2 separate regions of the Mus musculus genome follow, and region 2 is linked to region 1. A link is a loop called in an ENCODE intact Hi-C map of the cell type or tissue named here. Cell type or tissue: heart. All regions are shown on one strand. Links, peaks and the distances in the headings refer to the core of each region. The heading gives the core; the rest is flanking DNA.

Region 1 (9,160 bases), core at 540-8,539:
TTGTTCCTCCTGCCTCCACCTCCCAAGTGCTGGAATGGCATGCTTGGGCTGCGAGGAACTTAAGTGAAAATAACTCTCTGGTTTCTACCTAGGGGGACATCAACCCACATGCATGTAGATCCAGAGATTCACTGTAAACTATGAAGCAAGCTGACCAAGGTGTCCCAGAGATGTTCTGAGCTGTGTGCCTTCACAGAGCTCTGGAACACCCTTTCTGGGCTACAGCCTAGCTGACAATGCTGAGGGACTTGCAGGGGCAGGAAGCTCTATCCACCATGCAGAGCTGAGCTCCCTCCTCCAACCCCAGTCCAATAGCCCCCCCTGTGGTGTACTCAGTTGTCTTCCTGAAATGACTGTTAACCCTAGCTGTCCTCACAGCATGGAAAAACTCAAGGGAGGCAAGTAGTTAGAGGGACCCGCCCTACAGTGTTGGCTTAGATGCTCCTCTCCCACCTCTCAGGTCCCCAGAACAGGCAGGCATGACTTGGTATTTTCTAAGACGAAAAGTAAAGGTTTCTATCCCAAGGTTTCTATGGCAGGGTTCCGTTCTATTTCACTGTCACTCTCCCGTCAGCCATAATGAGCTCATACGCGGTAGGCAAAAGCTCCATTCCCTGAATCACGCCCCTGGCCCCTCATTGGCGGTCAATAGGCGGGGCTCCACCCTATGGCCACGCCCCCAGCCCTTCACTGGGAGATTCTAGGCAGAGGCTCTATGCTAAGCCCCCAAACTGGGATGTTATATATGTACTACCATAAGCAATTTAGTATTAACTTTTTATTTTTGTTTTGCCTTATTTTTTGATGTAGAGTCTATGTAAGTTTCCCAGGCTGACCTCCAAGTCCTAGGTTCATGCCCACCTCCTGCCTCAGTGTTCCAAATGTCTAGGATGACAGGTACTGGCCACCAGCATAGCCAGGAGTGTCAACTGCTTTCCTGTCTTGAGTGAGGATATTGCTATCAGCCCAGGGCAGCCTCAGACTCCAATGTACTGAGCTTACATACACATACCAGAAGCCAGGCTTAAAAGTCAACTTCCCTGACTCTCCCCTGGTGGGCACATGGAAACTACACAGCATAGGTTCAAATCCCAGCCCCACCTCCTGAGGGAATTCCTTTACCTCTTGGTGCCTCAATTTCCCCATCTGTGAAATGAAATTAAAACAATACTATCTTAGGCTGGAGAGATGGTTCAGCGGTTAAGAGCACTGACTGCTCTTCCAGATGTCCTGAGTTCAATTTCCAGCAACCACATGGTGGCTCACAACCATCTGTAATGGGGTAATGGGATCTGATGCCCTCTTCTGGTGTGTCTGAAGGCAGTTACAGTATACTCATATAAATAAAATAAATCTTTAAAAAAAAATACTTAATCCCAGCACTTGGGAGGCAGAGGCAGGCGGATTTCTGAGTTCGAGGCCAGCCTGATCTACAAAGTGAGTTCCAGGACAGCCAGGGCTATACAGAGAAACCTTGTCTCGAAAAAAAAAAAAAAATACTACCTCAAAATTCAAGGTGTCCACAGTGAGGGAGCCAGGATGTTGTGACATACAGCAGTCACTCAGTAAGTTCAGCCATCCTTGCCACTGGCAGCCTACACAGCCTAGCATGTGTCAGTGACTACATGTGGACTTTGAAACACTGAAATCCAGTACACAAATCCTGCCTCTGGGTTGACCCGTGAGGATGTTTGAAAGGATCTACACAGAGCCAGAACTCTGGAGGCAGAGTTAGGAGGATCAGGAAGGAGTTCAAGATCAGCCTCGGTTAAAAGTCTAGTTGGAGGCCAACCTGGTCTATGTGAGACCCTTTGACCAACAGCAAAGCCCATAACAGCAAAAAGTGCAGAGAACGGAAATGATCTCTCCAGTCTTCAAAAGGGAATCGTTCAGATTACCATTGATGACATCACCAGTCACACAACAGCAAAGACAGCTCATGCCTTTGAACCACGGGGACAGGATCTTCCAGTTTGAGCAAAGAGTCAGCATTACAATTGCTTCCGGAGGTTTGTCCACACTGGAGTCTGTGGTATGGCTCTAGCCTGCATTTCCATGTGTACAAAGTTTTGTTTGGGTTCCTCTTCTTCCTCTGCCTCCTCCTCCTCTTCCTCTTCCTCCTTTTCTCCTTCTATCTTCCTCCTCCTTCCTTTTAGCCATGAACAACCTGTAGTCAACTAAGCACCCAGAAAGAAAGAAAAGGTGACCATAGCTTTCTGGAAGAAGGAAAAATTTAACATCAACAATAAGTTCTTCCCTGAGAAAGATGGGGGAGTGGCTGAGCAGGCTGGGGACCCCTCAGAGGTTGATAAGAGCTAACTCAGTGATGGGAAATCAACCAAGCTGAGTAGAAAGGGAATCCCAGCCTGACTATCATCTGTAAGGGATTCCCCAGTGCTGCCAGGGGAAGTAGCCATTAGACAGCCACAATTAGACAGAAACACAAAGACACCCACAGCCAGGACATAGAACAGACACAGCAACCACAAATACACCATAGCCCCCTGGGCAGGGGGAGAGAGAGAGAGAGAGAGAGAGAGAGAGAGAGAGAGAGAGAGAGAGAGAGAGAGAGAGAGAGAGATCATTGTCAAACACACTGAACAGCCAAGGTGTGGTGGTTCATATCTGTCACCTGAGCATTTGGGATGCTAAGGTAGGACATTACACAAGTCTGAGGCCAGCCTATGTATAGTTTCAGGCTAGCCTTGGCTACAGAGATAGACCCTGTCTCGTGAGGACAGAAAGAGAGGAGAAAGGGAAATAAAAGAGGTATGGAAAGGGTTGAGGTAAGAGTACTCCTACTCTGCTCTTTCAGATAACCAGAGTTAAGTCCCCAACCCTCACATGGTGGCTCACAACCTCCTGTAATTCCAGATCCAAGGGGATGTGACACCTCTTCTGGCAGCAATAGGCACTACACTCACCTGCACTTACCCTGAGACACACATATACACATAAATACAAGTAAAACTTTAAAACTTTTTTTTAATATGCCAGGCATACATAGCTCAGCCAGTGACACTTGTTTCATAAGCATGGGGACCTGATTTGATTTCCCAGCACCCCTGGCTTGTTGTTTTGTTTAATAATAATAATAAGAGCCGGGCGTGGTGGCGCCACACGCCTTTAATCCCAGCACTTGGGAGGCAGAGGCAGGCCGATTTCTGAGTTCGAGGCCAGTCTGGTCTACAAAGTGAGCTCCAGGACAGCCAGGGCTATACAGAGAAACCCTGTCTGGAAAAAAAAAAAAAAAAAAAAAAAGACAAGCTGTCAAGTGCTTATAATCTTAGTCTGGGAAGGTAGACAAAGGAGGATTCCTGGAACTCATTGGCAAACTATTCTAGACAAATAGCTGGACTCCTCAGACCAGTGAGAGATTCTATCTTAAAAAAAAAAAAAATAAATAACAGTGAGGATTAGGTGGCTCCATGGTTAAGAACACTGGCTGCTCTTGCAGAGGACTCAAGTTCAATTCCCAGCAGCTATATGGCAGCTCAGACCTGTCTGTAACTCCAGTTCCAAGGCTTATGACACTTTCACACAGACATACAGGCAGGCGAAACACCTATAAAGACAAAATAAAATAAATTAAAAAAAAAAGCAAACAAACAACAAGAACAAAACCAATACTCCAATAAAACATCCAGGTACCAGATCTGTGAACAGAACTCCCTCCTACTCAGCCTTGGATCCCAGCGCGGGACACACGCGCCCCCTTGTGGACGGCATCCTCGCCCTAGGCTGTATGAGATGCAGGTGGAAGGGTCTGCCCCCCAAACTTGCCGAGCCTTGGAAGAACTTGACATCAGAACCTGGAAGCCGGGAGGACCACCAGCCCGAGGACCGGAACCCAGAGAAGCCTGTATGACCGCGAGATACGATCAGTGAGGATGTTGTAGGAGGAGGCAGGTCACTATGGTTCCTACAGGGCCAGCATCAGCAACACGAAAGTGGCCAGAGCCCATGGTGCCACTTGAGAGTAGACTCTGGTTTCCAAGCCCATACACTTCTCCTTAGGCTCCGTCCACTTCCCAGTTGTTACTCTCTAAACCTTCATTTGCAGTCCCTCCCAATGGCTCCTTCACTTTCTCTAGCCCCACATCCTTACTTTTCAGCTGTGTACTTCCCAGGTCCCTCTCACTTCTCAATCTCTATAGGTTCCTCCCACTTTCTTAGCCCCTCCCAGCTGCTCTGTCATTCTCTCTACGCCCTGCCCACTTTCCCCAGTCAACAGCTTCCTCGAGGTTGTGGATTCCCACTTTTGACGTCATTCTTCCAGCCTACTTCCCGCTCCCTTAGCTTCCCAGGCGGTTCAGTTCTCTTGCCTCGCCTGCTTCCCTGCCAATCTCCAAAGACCCCCCTCCGCCCCCCCCCCCCCCCCTGCTCAGGCCCTACCGGGTAGGCTTAACAGACTTCTCTATCAGCCTCCCAGAGCCCGCCCTGGTCCTTCCCACATCCCCCGCTGTTCTCCCTATTCCACCGGACTCTAACAGCCTAGGAAAGAAAGCTTGTTTCCCATCGGACCTTCCTCAGAGACTACTTTACTCCTTCGTCCACCTGGGACCTGGTTAACGGCAAGGCAGTCTAAAATGCCTCCACCTCCTTCTGTGCCTTACAAATTCTCATTCCAGCTGCTGGACACGCCCACCCTTATTCTCTTTAAAATTTAGTTTGCTTTTATTAATGTGTAATGCGTTGTCTATGAGCGGATGCTACAAGTGTTCAGAGAGGCCAGAGGAGGGGGTCAGATTCCCTGGAACTAGAGTAATTATGAGCAGGGATTGAGTGCTGGGGACTGAACTCTAAGCCGCTACAAGAGCAGCAAGTGCTCTTAGCCACTGAGCCATTTCCTTAGCCCCCGCCCCCAATTCAGAAGACCACCATACCTGCATATGGCCCAGCCTTGAGTCCCACTCTCTGTGGGATGATGGGGACGGGGAGGCTGCCTGCCCCAGGGTGTGCACTTGGACTGTGTGCCTACCCATTCATGTGGAATGCAACCAACGTGTGTTTGTGTCATCGAAGGTCAGCTGGAGAAAGGGACTCTGCATAGCTTCCAGCCCATCACACTTAGCATACACAGGTGTGTATCTTTTGGTGTGAGAGTGTGTACCGCATATCTGATCTACCCTGTTGGACCAAAAATCAACTTGAGGAGAAAAGCGCATGGCCCACTATCCAGGGGTGAACTGGAAATAACCTAGAAGCAGAACTAAGGCAAAGACCATGGAGGACATGAAACACACCCACTCCCTCCTGTCTGCCCAGCCTGCCTTCTTTTCTTTTTTTTTTTTTAAGATTTATTTACTTATTTATTGTATGTGAGTACACTGTTGCTCTCCTCAGACACACCAGAAGGGGACAAAGATCCCATTACAGATGGTAGTGAGAGCCACCATGTGGTTGCTGGGGTTTGAACTCAGGTCCTCTGGAAGAGCAGTCAGTGTTCTTAACCGCTGAGCCATTTCTCCAGCCCTCAGCCTGCCTTCTTATGCAACCCAGGACCTCCTGCCTAGGAGATATCACTGTTCATATGGGCTGGACCCTCCCACATAGATCAGAAATCAAGAAAATGCCTCACAGGCCTGCCCACAGGCCAATCTGATGGACTTAATGCTGTCTGAGTCACCCATACTGCCTTAAGCAACCCCTTACCCAAGTGTGTCAACTTGACACAAGGTAGAGTCATCAGAGAGGAGGGAGTCTCACTTGAGAAAATGCCTCCATAAGATACAACTGCAGGCAAGCCTGAAGGGTATTTTCTTTTCTTTTTCTTTTTTTTCTTTTTTTTGGGGGGGTGGGGGGTGGGGGATAAGACAGAGTTTCTCTGTGTAGCCCTGGATGTCCTGGACTCTCTCTGTAGACCAGGCTGGCCTCGAACTCAGAGATCTGCCTGCCTCTGCCTCCCAAGTGCTGGGACTAAAAGCATGCGCCACCACCGCCTGGCCCATTTTTAATTTCTTATCTGACTGTTTCACCTGCCTATATGCCTGTGCCTCAATGTGTGCAGAACCCATGGAGGCCAGAACTGGGCAACAAATCCCTTGGAACTGGAGTTACAAACATCTGTGAGTCACCATATGGGTGTGGCAAACTGAACTCTGGTCATGTGCTAGAACAAGTGCTTTTAACCTCTGAGCCATTTCTCTACCCTCCTTGGTTGTTCTGAGACAAGGGCTCACTATGTAGCCCTAACTACTCTGGAACTGACTCTGTAGACTAGGCAACCCTCAAACTCCCAAATGCTGGGATCAAAGGTATATACCACCACACCTGGCTGGGATTGCCTCTTTGTTTTGTTTTTGGTTTTTTTTGGCTTTTTGATGCCCTCTCTATCTGGCTAAAAAGCCCAACCAGGCATATGTGGTCCAGGACTGAATAAGAAGAAAAACGTGGGGAAACTGGAGAGCTGGCTCAGTGGTTTAAGAACGCTGGCTGCTCTTCCAGAGGTCCTGAGTACAACTCCCAGCAACCACTTGGTGGCTCATGAACATCTGTAATGGAATCTGGCATGCAGGTGTACATAGAGTATTCATATACATAAAATAAATATTTTTAAAAAGGAGAAAACCATGATGGACTGTAGACCTTTGTACTGTGAGCCTAAACACTTCCCTCCATACGCAGTTTCTGTCAGTTGTTTCATCCCATTCATAGACAAGTGACTAATACAATGGTCATATGCCATCACCACTCCTTCCTTCATATGTACTCAGTGGCCGTTATGAGGAGCAGAGGCTATGCTGGGACAGTGTCTTCCTCTGTCCCCTTCTCTTCAAGGCTAAGGAAGGGAGCAACAAGATGTTGAGATCCAGAAGGCTCAAGGGGATGGACTCATGGCTCAGTTGGTAGAATGCTTGCCTAGCTTGTATAAAGTTCAAAGTCCCTTCCCCAGCATGGCGCAAAACTGAGTGTAACTCCTCTATCATTCCAGAACACAGGACGTGAAGACAGGAGGATCAGTCGTGAGGAACATATGGAAGGAAGGGAGGGAGGGAGGAAGGAGAGAAGGGGAGGGGAGGGAAAAGGAGAAAGCAGGCAAGCTGGAGAAGAATGGGAAATCTAGGATATAGCCTTTAGTGTGTGTCACATCAACCCCTGCCCTACATGGTCAGTTTGGTGATGCCAGAAGGTGACAGACCCCTCCCCTGCTTACATACAGCTTTCATACTAATAACACACTGAGGGTAGATTCCGGCTCAAACATATATGCTGATGTCACATATGACCCCAAGCATGTACCAGAGCAATCCAGAAACACACACGCATAACCTTTTGAGGGCAGTGAGATAGGTTCTCACTATGTAGCCTTGGCTAGCCTGGAAATCCCCCCAAGTAGACCAGGATGGCCTTGAACTCAGAGATATCCCTGCCTCTGTCTTGAAAGGTCTGGAATTAAAGACTTATGTCACCATGACCAGCAAACTTTTTTACTTCAAGGACAGTGTCTAGTCCAGGCTGGCCTCAAACTGATTATCCTGCCTCCACCTCCCAAGTGCTGGAATAACAGGTGTGTGACACCAACTCAGTTTATTCAATGTTAGGGATGAAACCCAGGGCTTCTGCTCTGTTTGGCTTAAAAACTCTGCTCTTTTTCCATATGAAGGAAGGAGTAGGCTGTCTGACACAAAAGGCTGTGGGTCTCCAGTTCTCATGGTCCCGTTGGCCCCCCAGGGTGACTCTTGCCTTCTTTATCACACAGAGAGCCCAGGAAGATTGGCCTGGAAGATGTGACCCACCTCCCATGTCTGCAGCTATGCTCACCAACCTGTGTGAAGATCTGTGAAGTCCTAGTCTGCCCTGCTCTGTGATATGTGCATATCTTTAGTGACTTGGGCAGCCCCTCCTTGGCCGTGAGCCACATGTGGCACCACCTTTTGGCCATTTGCCCACTAGTGCCACCTCCTTCCATCGCCAAAGCAGTGGGATCACTGGATTTGCATTTGGCTACCAGATGTTGCAGGAAGGAATTGAAGAGACAGACACAACTCAGCACCAACTCTACCCTTATCTTGGGGAACCCCTCTATTCCAATCACCCCCGTGCTCGGACAGAGAATATTGTGTCTGTTTGGTTCGTTGTCTTCAAAGATTAGCACTCATTGTCAATTTGATGACACAACCTAGACTCACCTGGGAAGAGTCTAAATAGGGGATTGTCTGTTTAGATTGGGTTGGGGACCTGTCTGTTGGGGATTTCCTAATTACTTTAGCTGATATGTGAAGACCCAGCCCACTGTGGGCAGCACCATTCCTTAGTTAGGAGGTCTTCGACTGTATAAGAGTGGAGAAATGAAGTTGAAGGTGAGAAGCAACAGGATCAACATGCAGGCACTCATTTCTCTGCGCATGACTGGATGTCACATGACCAGCTCCTATCTTGACTTCTCCACAACAGTTGAACTATAACCTGGAATTGTAAGCCAAAAGTAAGCCCCTTTTGCTCCTAAGTTGTTTTGTTTTATTTTGTGTTGTTTGTCAGAGTATTTTCTTCCAGCAGCAGACTTAAAACTAAAACAGAGTTAGAGGGTGGGTTGTTCTTTCTGGGTAAGAGATCCATTAGTTATTAACTCCATAGATGGACAGACAACAGCATAGCGTGGGTTCTGGGGAGAGACCAGGCACACATGGCAGAGTCCTGCTCTTCCTTAGATGCTGGAGGACTGAAAGAGCCATAGAGGTCAAAGACACCACAAGAAACCCTACAGAATCAACTAACCTTGGCACATAGAGGCTCACAGAGACTAAACCACCAACCAGAGAGCATGCATAGGACAGACCTAGTCTCCCTATACGTATGTAACAGATGTATAGCTTGGTCCTCATGTGGGACTTCTAACAGCAGGAGGAGAAGATGTCTCTGACTCTGTTGCCTACCTTCGGATCCCTTTCCCCTAACTGGATGGCCTTGCCTAGCTCAAGAGGAGATGCACCCAGTCCTACTACAATTTGATATGCCAAGGCAGAGGTTGATATCCATGGGAGGTCTCTCCTCTGAGGAAAAAGGAGGGCATAAGAGAAGGGGAGGAGAGAGGGACAGTCTGGGAGGAGAGGAGAAAGGAAAAGCTCAGGTCAGAATATAAAGTACATAAATAAATTAATTAATAAAAAATAAAATTATATCTGTTAAAAAAGAAGTTGAATGGGGAGGTTATAAGTCA
Region 2 (9,032 bases), core at 1,033-9,032, 100 kb after region 1:
AGGGCTGATCGGTGCTTGGCCTCAGCTGCTGCCTTCAGAGCTGGGTCCTGAGCAGCTGGGGTGAAGTGAGAGCTTCCTCTCACCGGTGCAAACTCAGTCCCACCACCCCATGTTGATTGGGAATGCCTGAGAAGGGGCTAGTCCGTAGGAATGTCCATGCTCACTGAACATCCTTGCCCAGCTGTCTGCTGGCACTTTGGGCCTGGGTCTAAGGTGCCATCCACCCTGGGACAGACAGGGTGTGCACCTGTGTTTAAGGGCAGAGCCTTGCCTTCAAGGGAACCTCGTTCAAATGACTTTTAAAAGCTGTTTCTTTTCTCTTTGAGAAAGGGTCTCAAGCAGCTCGGGCTGGCCTTGAACTGGTAACCTTCCTCAGCCTTCCCAGTGCTGAGATGACAGGCATGCACCATCATGTTAGTTTATGCTGTGCCTTATGGAACCCACAGCTGCTTTGTTGATGCTCAGCAAGCATTCTACCAACTCAGCGCCAAACCTTGTGTCTTTTAAAAAAAGATACTCTCTATGTGTGTGTCTCATGCAGCATGTGCACGCCATCACATCGTGTGGTGGCCAGAGGACAGCTTTTGAGAGTCAGGTCTCTTCTATCACGTGGATTCTGCAGTTCACACTTGGGTTGGCTTTTACCTGCCCTGGCTTCCTGAGCACAGGGGCTACCCACATGCACTGGCATGCTCCTTCTATTCCTGTCTCCAAAGTTCTTGGTCTGTTGTTGTCCATGCTCACTTGCTGGGTCTCCTGGATTCAGATGTATGCAGAACCTGTGCCTTTCTGGAACTGATTTGTCACTGCCTTCTCTTGATCTCTGAGACTCCAAAGCCCAGACTGGCTGTAGCTATGGCTTCACAGGTTGGCCTTCCAAGAATGGGAGTCCCAACCTTTGGCTATCCCCTAGCCTCTCCCTTTTCCTGTTTTGACGCTGGCTCAGCCAAGCCCGGAGACAGAGGCATGATGTCTTAATCCTGGCTGAAGCTGACATGGACTGGTGCCCACTGACTCTCCTACCTGTCATGTGCCCTTCCCAGTCCCTATTGGCACCACATGACCCATACTCCAGTAAAAGATCTATAGCAGCCTCCTCCCAGGCTCCTGTACTTCTTCCGCGGACAGCAGGTGGGGTGGGGACATGGGTTGGTAGCCAGCTCTGGACTTGCTTCTGGCGGACAGTGTGACACTCATAAATCAGGGGCATCAGAGTGTCAGAAATGGGTTTATGGAATGTCTGGGTGGGTGAGCCATCAATTCTTAGGGATGAGGATGTGGGGGAAAGGTGGGTGGGAACCCCCCCCCCCCTACCCCCCAACGGCTTCCCCGGGACATGGTGCTGGCAGTAGTTTTAATCCCCAGGACAGGCAGGGAATAAATTCAGGGCACCAAGGTCTCTCGGCATCCAGGGACCTGCTGTCACAATGGCTGCAGGAAGACTTCGGATCCTGTGTCTGCTGCTCCTGTCCTTGCACCCGAGCCTCGGCTGGGTCCTTGATCTTCAAGAGGCTTCTGTGGCAGATAAGCTCTCATTTGGGAAGATGGCAGAGACTAGAGGGACCTGGACGCCCCATCAGGGTAAGAATTCCTGGGGGCCTCCCGACTCCCCAATTCCTTCTCTCAAAGCCCTCACTTTGCCTTACAATCCTACTCTACCTTGCACTAGGTAACAACCATGTCCGTCTTCCAAGAGCCTTGGCTGGTTCATGCCGACTGTGGAGCCTGACCCTACCAGTGGCTGAGCTGGGCCTGGGCTATGCCTCGGAGGAGAAGGTCATCTTCCGATACTGTGCTGGCAGCTGTCCCCAAGAGGCCCATACCCAGCACAGTCTGGTACTGGCCCGGCTTCGAGGGCGGGGTCGAGCCCATGGCCGACCCTGCTGCCAGCCCACCAGCTATGCTGATGTGACCTTCCTTGATGATCAGCACCATTGGCAGCAGCTGCCTCAGCTCTCAGCTGCAGCTTGTGGCTGTGGTGGCTGAAGGAGGCCAGTCTGGTGTCTCAGAATCACAAGCATGAGACAGGCTGGGCTTTGAAAGGCTCAGGTGACATTACTAGAAATTTGCATAGGTAAAGATAAGAAGGGAAAGGACCAGGGTTTTTTGTTTCTTTCTTTGCTTGCTTGTTAGTTTTTTTTTTTTTTTAATCAGCAGTGGATGCAATAAATGATATTCTCGTGGCCTTAAGAGTGTGTGTGATCAGGTGCACCCTGGCAGCCACCATGCTATGTGAATCCTGAGACCCTGATCGTCTCTTAAGAGCCCCAGCCCTGGCAGACGGTCATTTGAAGATCCCATGACAGCATTTTCCCTACTTTATTCACAAATATGGAGGATATGTGGGAGGTCAGCAGGCTGGAGGTGGCTCTTCTGGCCTTCCTGGCCCCATCCCCTCAGGGAGGGAGCGGCAAATCACTGAGATGCGTCGGCCCCGGGGAACCCGGTGCTCCCCAAAAAATGATTCTTCATCTCTAAGGATCTCATGGGAGAAGTCATATCGGGCTGAACCCCTGCAAGAAGAGAGAAGCTGAGTGGGTGGATGGAGGGAAGACTGTCCCTTCAGCATTTCTATACTTTTTCTGAGTGGTGGTGGTGACTGTTAGAAACCCTCGGCCTCACCTGAGGACTTTGGGTTACGTCGTACCTTAAGATATAGAGAGACCCTGGCTCCAGCAACAGTTCCAGCCACTGCTCAGGTTCCTGTGTATGCACCAGCTTCATAACACTTGGAGACAACAGGGAAAGGCCAGCAATGGTAGATCCACAGAACTGGAAAAGGGGTATGTATGCTGTGTATATTGGGGTGTCAGGCTTAGTTCTGCCCCCCTGTCCACCGACAACCTAGCTAGGAGTTCTGATGGAATGCCTTCTGCCCACCTTGACACTGTCAACATGAGGCTTGATGTAGCCCCGAGGTTCCAGGTCCAACACATGTACTGGGGATAGCAGGCTCTGGTCAGGACCAAATGCAGCCGCCCGAACCCGCTGCAGGATGACCTGGCTTGCATCAGACCAGCAGGATTTCTCTGTCTCCCTGAAGCCATGGATGGCCTGAATAGAGAGCTCAAGTCATAACTGGGAACTCCCAGGACAGGAAAATGAGGTACCGAGGGGTGCAGTACAGGGCAGGCAGTCTTTCCAACTTTAGCTCATTATCAGTGAGGTTTCAACCACGCATCTGGTCTTCACGTTTCGTTTCCCAGTGGTCCCTGGTGCTGGCCACCCTAATATTCAGTATCTCGGTCTCCTGTCTCTATTTGATCCCACTCAAGTCCCTAGTGAAACTCCCAACTGCTGGCACTCCCTCTCCCAAGTCTGCTTTTTATTTCTAATCTTGTCACCAATGCCCCTGAAGTGTTCCAGAACTTCATGTCTGAAGTGACATCTTTGTCCTCACTACGCATTCCTTGGTGCCCACCAAAACCCTCCCTTCTGATTCCAGGCCCAGCCCCACACTACAGCCCCTGTTCTTAGTAAAGCCCAGCAGTGATTTGCCCCCACTGTAATACTGCGCTGCTCTGAGCTCAACGTTGCCAGTTCACCTTCTCCGGCTCTGGTCCCTTCCCCTGCTCTAAGTACCATCCACAAGCCCGCAGCAGCAGGCCTTCCCCTGGACTCAGCTCTGGCATCAAGATCAGCCCCATTCCCACAAGACCTCCTGACCAACTGTCACTCATCGAATTGCCCAGCACCCGCCATGTCCCACACCAGAGAAACTTGGTCCCACCCGAACCTACATCGGGGACTGCCCAAAACACACTGTCCCCAACCTGGCCAAGCAAGCCTAGCTCTTCACTCTACCCCTCCGAGGACCCCGCCCCCTCACTATGTCCCAGTGGGCGTCCCCTTAGCTCGCCGCTCCGCCCACTCACCGCGTCCCAGTGGTCGTACTCGTAGCGCCGGCGCCGCAGCTGGGGCTCCAGTTCGCGTGTTAGCGTGTCCTCCTCCTCCTGGCTCAGGAAGCCTGGATGCACCACGGCCTCATCACGCAGGCGGCCCAGCACGGCAGAGTCTGAGCCGCGCACCCAGGCGCACCCAGAAAGCAACCGCATCGCTAGCCTCCTGCTGCCCGCCATCTTCAGGGATTGACCACAGCAGGCTGAGCCACACCCCCGCAAGCTATTGGCTGACACCGCACCACGCCCATCAGCTACTGGCTCTATTAGCTGTGCTTTAAGTCAGTCTACCGCTTGTCCCGCCTCTCGGCCCTGAGCAAGGTCTCAAGCAGTAGGTGCAGAACTAGGGCGAACGGAGGCTGGAGGTCACGTGGGGGCAAAGCCAAGGTTAGAAGTTCAATCAGCCTAGCGCAAATTTAGCGCTTGTCAAACAGCACACCCTGGTGGAGAAAGGAGGATAACTAACTCCAAGGTCAGCCCTTGAGTTTGAGGCTAACCTGAATTTCAGATGTTGCCCACAAAATAGGACATCCAAACAAATAAGACCAAATAATACAACCCCCACCTCAAATGTTTTGTGTTAAATCTAAAAAGAGTCTACTTCCTTCCACACTAATAAACTGGGCCTAGGAAAATGGCTCAGCACTTGCTAAGAGTCTTTGGTTTGACCTCAGGACCCCCAAACATGGTGCAAGCAGAAAAAGCAACTCCTGCATTTGCGACCCTCTGACCTCCATAGGGTCATGTGGCACCTGCCTCCATCCCATAAACTGGGATCCTCTGCTTCTAGTTCTAGTAAAACTCCATAAACATGTCCTGACATTCTCTCTGGCTTCAGCTGGCTTTTGGAGCCTGCAACAAAATGCCAGGACTTTGTCACCTGGTGAGTCACCAGTGTCAGGTCTCATGGGTCTGAGGATCAACCCAAAGTTGGTGGTAGATTCTGGTAGACCCTCCACCCTAACTCTTAACTCTCTAAGGGGCCAAGCCCAGGATCGGCAGGTAAGAATGTACTCTTAAGTCCCAGCACCCACAGGGAAGCCCCAGGGGACCCAACATCCTCTTCTGGCCATGGGTACTGCACTCACCATGCACAAACCCACACATAACCAAAGATGTATGAAATCATATTTCTACCCACTGACTTTGGGGTAGTATATGGCTTAAGTCTGTTGAAGTCAGGTGTGGTGGTGTACACCTTTAATCCTAGCACTCAGGAGGTGAGGCAGGTGGGTACCTGAGTCTGAGGCTAGATTGGTTTAGTTCCAGGAGAGCCAGGGTTTGCTTACTGAAGTGGTTTGTCAAGGTGAAGGAGGCCTGCTGTCTTGGAGAAGTAATGGAAGGTGCTTCAGACATGGGACAAAGACTACAAAGATTTAATTTAAATCACAGTGTCTCAGGCAGTCTGCCCTGCTCTGAGGGCAACCTCAATCCACATCTCCTCTAGGGGTTGTTCTTGGGCCCAGCAGAGGAAGTTTCAGTCTGGTCTCCACTCCTTAGGTGCTTGTCGGGGCAGGAGGATCCGTCGGCGCTGTGGCAGTCTCCTTCTGTACCAGTTCTGGCTCATCCTCCCCGTCCTGAGGTGGGTGGACCAAGACCTTGTCCAAGATGCCAAACTCTTGGGCCTCCATGGGGCTCATGTAGCGGTCCCTCTCCATTGCTGACTCTAGGGAAAGCAGTATATGTGGGTAGGAGTAGAGGCCTGGGCTGTTTTTCCCCAAATTCCTAGGTTGAAGCCCTTACCAGTCGTGAGATGATTTATGGAGTTGTGAGGGACCCCCTACCATGGGATCTATGCTCTTATGAAGAGAGGCAAAAGTAAAAGGGCTACAAACTAAGATAATGTCTTCAAAGAAAAAAAGGAGGAGCTCTGTTGGCTGAACACTTTCCTAAGAGCCCAGGCTTCATACCTAGGAGCACCAGCAATTCCAGGAAACCAAAGGTGTAGAAGCCATTAGCATCAGGAATTGATAGCAACACAAAAATGTCACCTTCCAGGCCCTGGCTATTCCTGGCCTTCCTGCTTCCAGGACTGAGATTAGACACTCCTAGCATTTTAGCTTCCAGCCCATGATGTTTTCTTCCAGCTCCCAAGTTTCATAAGATACACTTACTCTGACAATCTTTCCCATGGGGCTGGGGAACCTCTCTGTGATTCAATCTCCTCCGTAGTAAAAAACAGGGTTTTGTTTTTGCTTTTTTTTTTTTTTCCAGACAGGATCACATGCAGCCCGGGCTAGCCTCGAAGGGACGACCTTCAACTCCTGATTCCCCCATCTGTGCTGGCCAAGTGCCGGGATGAGAGGTCTGCAGTGCTTACACCACACCAATTCAATTTTTACCGACTACTGTAATACATCAGGTCCCAGGAACTACATGGTAGGAGAGAATCGCCTCTTGAACACTGTCCCCTGAACTCCACATGTCATGGCATTCACACAACAGTAAGATGCAACTAGGAAAATGCCACGCAGTGCTAGGTGGTGGATCTTAGACTGAACATATGTGACCAGCAACAAGATATACCGAAGAATGGCACGTGGGACAGTAAGATGGCTTGGTGGGAAGAGGGGTTTGCCACCAAGTCTAATGACCTCAAGTTCAATCACCACTCCTTACAAGGTGTCAACAGAGAACCGATGTTTACAAACTGTCCTCTGACTTCCACACATCACTATGGCAGGCACATGCTTCCCAAATCAACTATTTTAAAAATGAAATGTTGGAGCCGGGGGTGGGGGTGGGGGTGGGGGTGACGCACACCTTTAATCCCAGCACTCGGGAGGCAGAGGCAGGCGGATTTCTGAGTTCGAGGCCAGCCTAGTCTAGAAAGTGAGCTCCAGGACAGCCAGGGCTATACAGAGAAACCCTGTCTCGAAAAACCATAAAGAAATGTCGGGCTGCAGAGATGGCTCAGAGTTTAAGAGCACTGGCAGCTTGCTCTTCCAGAGGTCCTGAGTTCAATTCCTAGCAACCACATGGTGGCTCACAACTATGTGTAATGAGATCTGATGCCCTCTTCTGGTGTGTCTGAGGACAGTGACAGTGGACTCACATAAATGAAAGAAGGGCTCCAGGGAAGTGACCCTTGCTACCTTCTCCCCATCAAAACCACCTCTATAGCACAGGCCCGCTGAGCCCGCGTCTGTCATTCTCTAGCCCAGTCGACAACTCATGATTCTCTACCTCTACCTGCCAGAGCTGGGATGGCAGGTAGGTACCAACACACCCAGCTTGCAAAGCTCATCTAAAGGGCTCAGAACTGGAGATTGTAACTGAAGGGAATTCTGTCTAACATGCTAGGAACTTTTGTTTTGTGACTCTGGGGACATAGAACCTATGTCGGGCCAGGAATGTATCCCTGGGGCTGGAGAGTTGACTCAGTGGTTAAGAGGACTTGTTTTGGCAGAGGACCCAGACATGATTCCTAGCACCCACACACGTAAGAAAATAGATAAAGAAGGGTGAAAAAAGTATCCTTAAGGCACACCCCTGACACGACCCCAACCCCTCACTGGGAAAGGGCTCATTCTAGGCAGGAGCTATGCCATAGCCACAGAGCCCCAAGCACAGAGCATTGGTGGGTCAGGGATTCTACTGACCATCATCCACGGCCCAGAGTGACCATATTATAGTAATCTGGTTCTGACTGTCAGGTGGGGGTGCCCTGCTTTAGGACAATGCTGATGCTCCAGTGTGTACTGTGAGAGGTTGATGCTGATGCTCCAGTGTGTGCTGTGGGAGGCTGATGCTCCAGTGTGTGCTGTAGGAGGCCGATGCTGATGCTCCAGTGTGTGCTGTGAGAAGCTGATGCTCCAGTGTGTGCTGTGGGAGGCCAATGCTCCAGTGTGTCCTGTGGGAGGCTGCTGATGCTCCAGTGTGTGCTGTGGGAGGCTGATGCTCCAGTGTGTGCTGTGGGAGGCCGATGCTCCAGTGTGTGCTGTGGGAGGCCAATGCTCCAGTGTGTGCTGTGGGAGGCTGGGTGCTTACCGATCACCTGTAGGCTCTGCTTGGTGTGTTTGGCGTAGATGTTGTATAGCTGCTTTTTCAGCTTCATGATTTCCTCTGCCTGGATGGCGATGTCTGTGGCTTGGCCCTGAGGAGCAGTAAGTAGAGGAAGAAGATGAAACTTCTCATGGGGCACTAGTGAGGGAGCCACTGATCTAGTCCAGGCTGCCTTGAAACTGACAGAGATCAGCCTGTCTCTGCCTCTGCTGCCTGAGTATTGGGATTAAAGGCATGTACCACCACACCTGGATTCTATTTTTGTTTTTATTCTTTCTGGCGCTGGAAATGGAACCCAGGGCCTTGCAGTCGTTCTTACTCCTGAAGTACCTCCCCAGCCATGAAAATACTTATCTCAAAGCAGTGGTAGCAGGATCTCAGTAGGCTAGAGGCCAGCCTGATCTACAGAGTGAACTACAGCACAGCTGAGGCTAAAAGATGAGACCCGTCTCCAACCAACAAACAAGAAGGAGCGGCACTCCCGTTCTAGTTCCCACTAGACGTCCCTGCAGAAAGCGTACTCACCCTGGCTCCTCCAGAGGGCTGGTGGATCATGATTCTGGAATTGGGCAGTGAATGGCGCATGCCCGGGCTGCCAGCAGCGAGGAGCAGGGAGCCCATGCTGGCAGCCTGTCCAACACACCACGTGCAGATGGGGTTCAGGATGTACTGCATTGTGTCGTAGATGGCCAGGCCCGCAGTTACCACACCACCTGTAGGCAGTGGAGCAAGTAAGGGCCCAGGGGGATCCTACCCCAGTACCCTTCCAGCAAGCCACAAGGGCAAATGTTGTTTGAGGGGTGGGGTGGGGGACATGATCAGACACGTACACGTGACAACACACACAGAATTAAGTAAAAGGAACCAAAGGGCTGTTAGCCACCTCTCAGCTGTGCATCAACATAGTAAAGCTGGCTACTTCCTGCTCGTCCAGGCCCACGGGCCCAGCACAAGGCAGACGCGAGCTTTCTTACTGTCCACGTGGAGCTGGATGAGAAGACAGATGCGTGCCTAACTGACAGCCCGCCCAGTGTCCAGTCATTGAAACCGCCCAGCCTTGAGCAGCTGAGAAGTATTATCTGGTGACGGTGCTCTCCACCAAACCTAACAAACTGAACTCAATTCCCA

What was found. Peaks named below come from ENCODE experiments on the same cell type or tissue, not always from the same donor. Only the 100,000 strongest peaks of a DNase experiment are listed, where the experiment ranks them.
Region 2: it touches region 1 in a loop (6-fold over the local background); 6 of 42 quality-filtered maps call a loop at or near these places.

What each region holds. Positions count from the first base shown.
Region 1 is chr17:57,091,312-57,100,471 of GRCm38, reverse strand. Gm11110 (predicted gene 11110) reads left to right here. Exons shown (of 4, transcript NR_033508.1): 4 at 7,703-8,449. Gm46589 (a long non-coding RNA gene) reads right to left here and starts at 4,352. Exons shown (of 3, transcript XR_001782170.2): 1 at 3,652-4,352; 2 at 3,501-3,565; 3 at 764-2,177. In heart, for the core only: a CTCF peak has its summit at 3,718 (motif pointing left); DNase peaks (open chromatin) are centred at 3,741 and 4,191; H3K4me3 peaks cover 933 bases; H3K27me3 peaks cover 1,090 bases.
Region 2 is chr17:56,992,411-57,001,442 of GRCm38, reverse strand. Clpp (caseinolytic mitochondrial matrix peptidase proteolytic subunit) reads right to left here. Exons shown (of 6, transcript NM_017393.2): 4 at 8,430-8,617; 5 at 7,890-7,995; 6 at 5,072-5,565. The coding sequence ends at 5,396. Alkbh7 (alkB homolog 7) reads right to left here and starts at 4,104. Exons shown (of 4, transcript NM_025538.3): 1 at 3,876-4,104; 2 at 2,881-3,054; 3 at 2,648-2,772; 4 at 2,103-2,513. The coding sequence starts at 4,079. The coding sequence ends at 2,351. It overlaps Pspn (persephin), which reads left to right and starts at 1,338. Exons shown (of 2, transcript NM_008954.3): 1 at 1,338-1,581; 2 at 1,670-2,130. The coding sequence starts at 1,428. The coding sequence ends at 1,986. In heart, for the core only: a CTCF peak has its summit at 4,340; a DNase peak (open chromatin) is centred at 4,182; H3K4me3 peaks cover 1,624 bases; H3K27ac peaks cover 1,373 bases.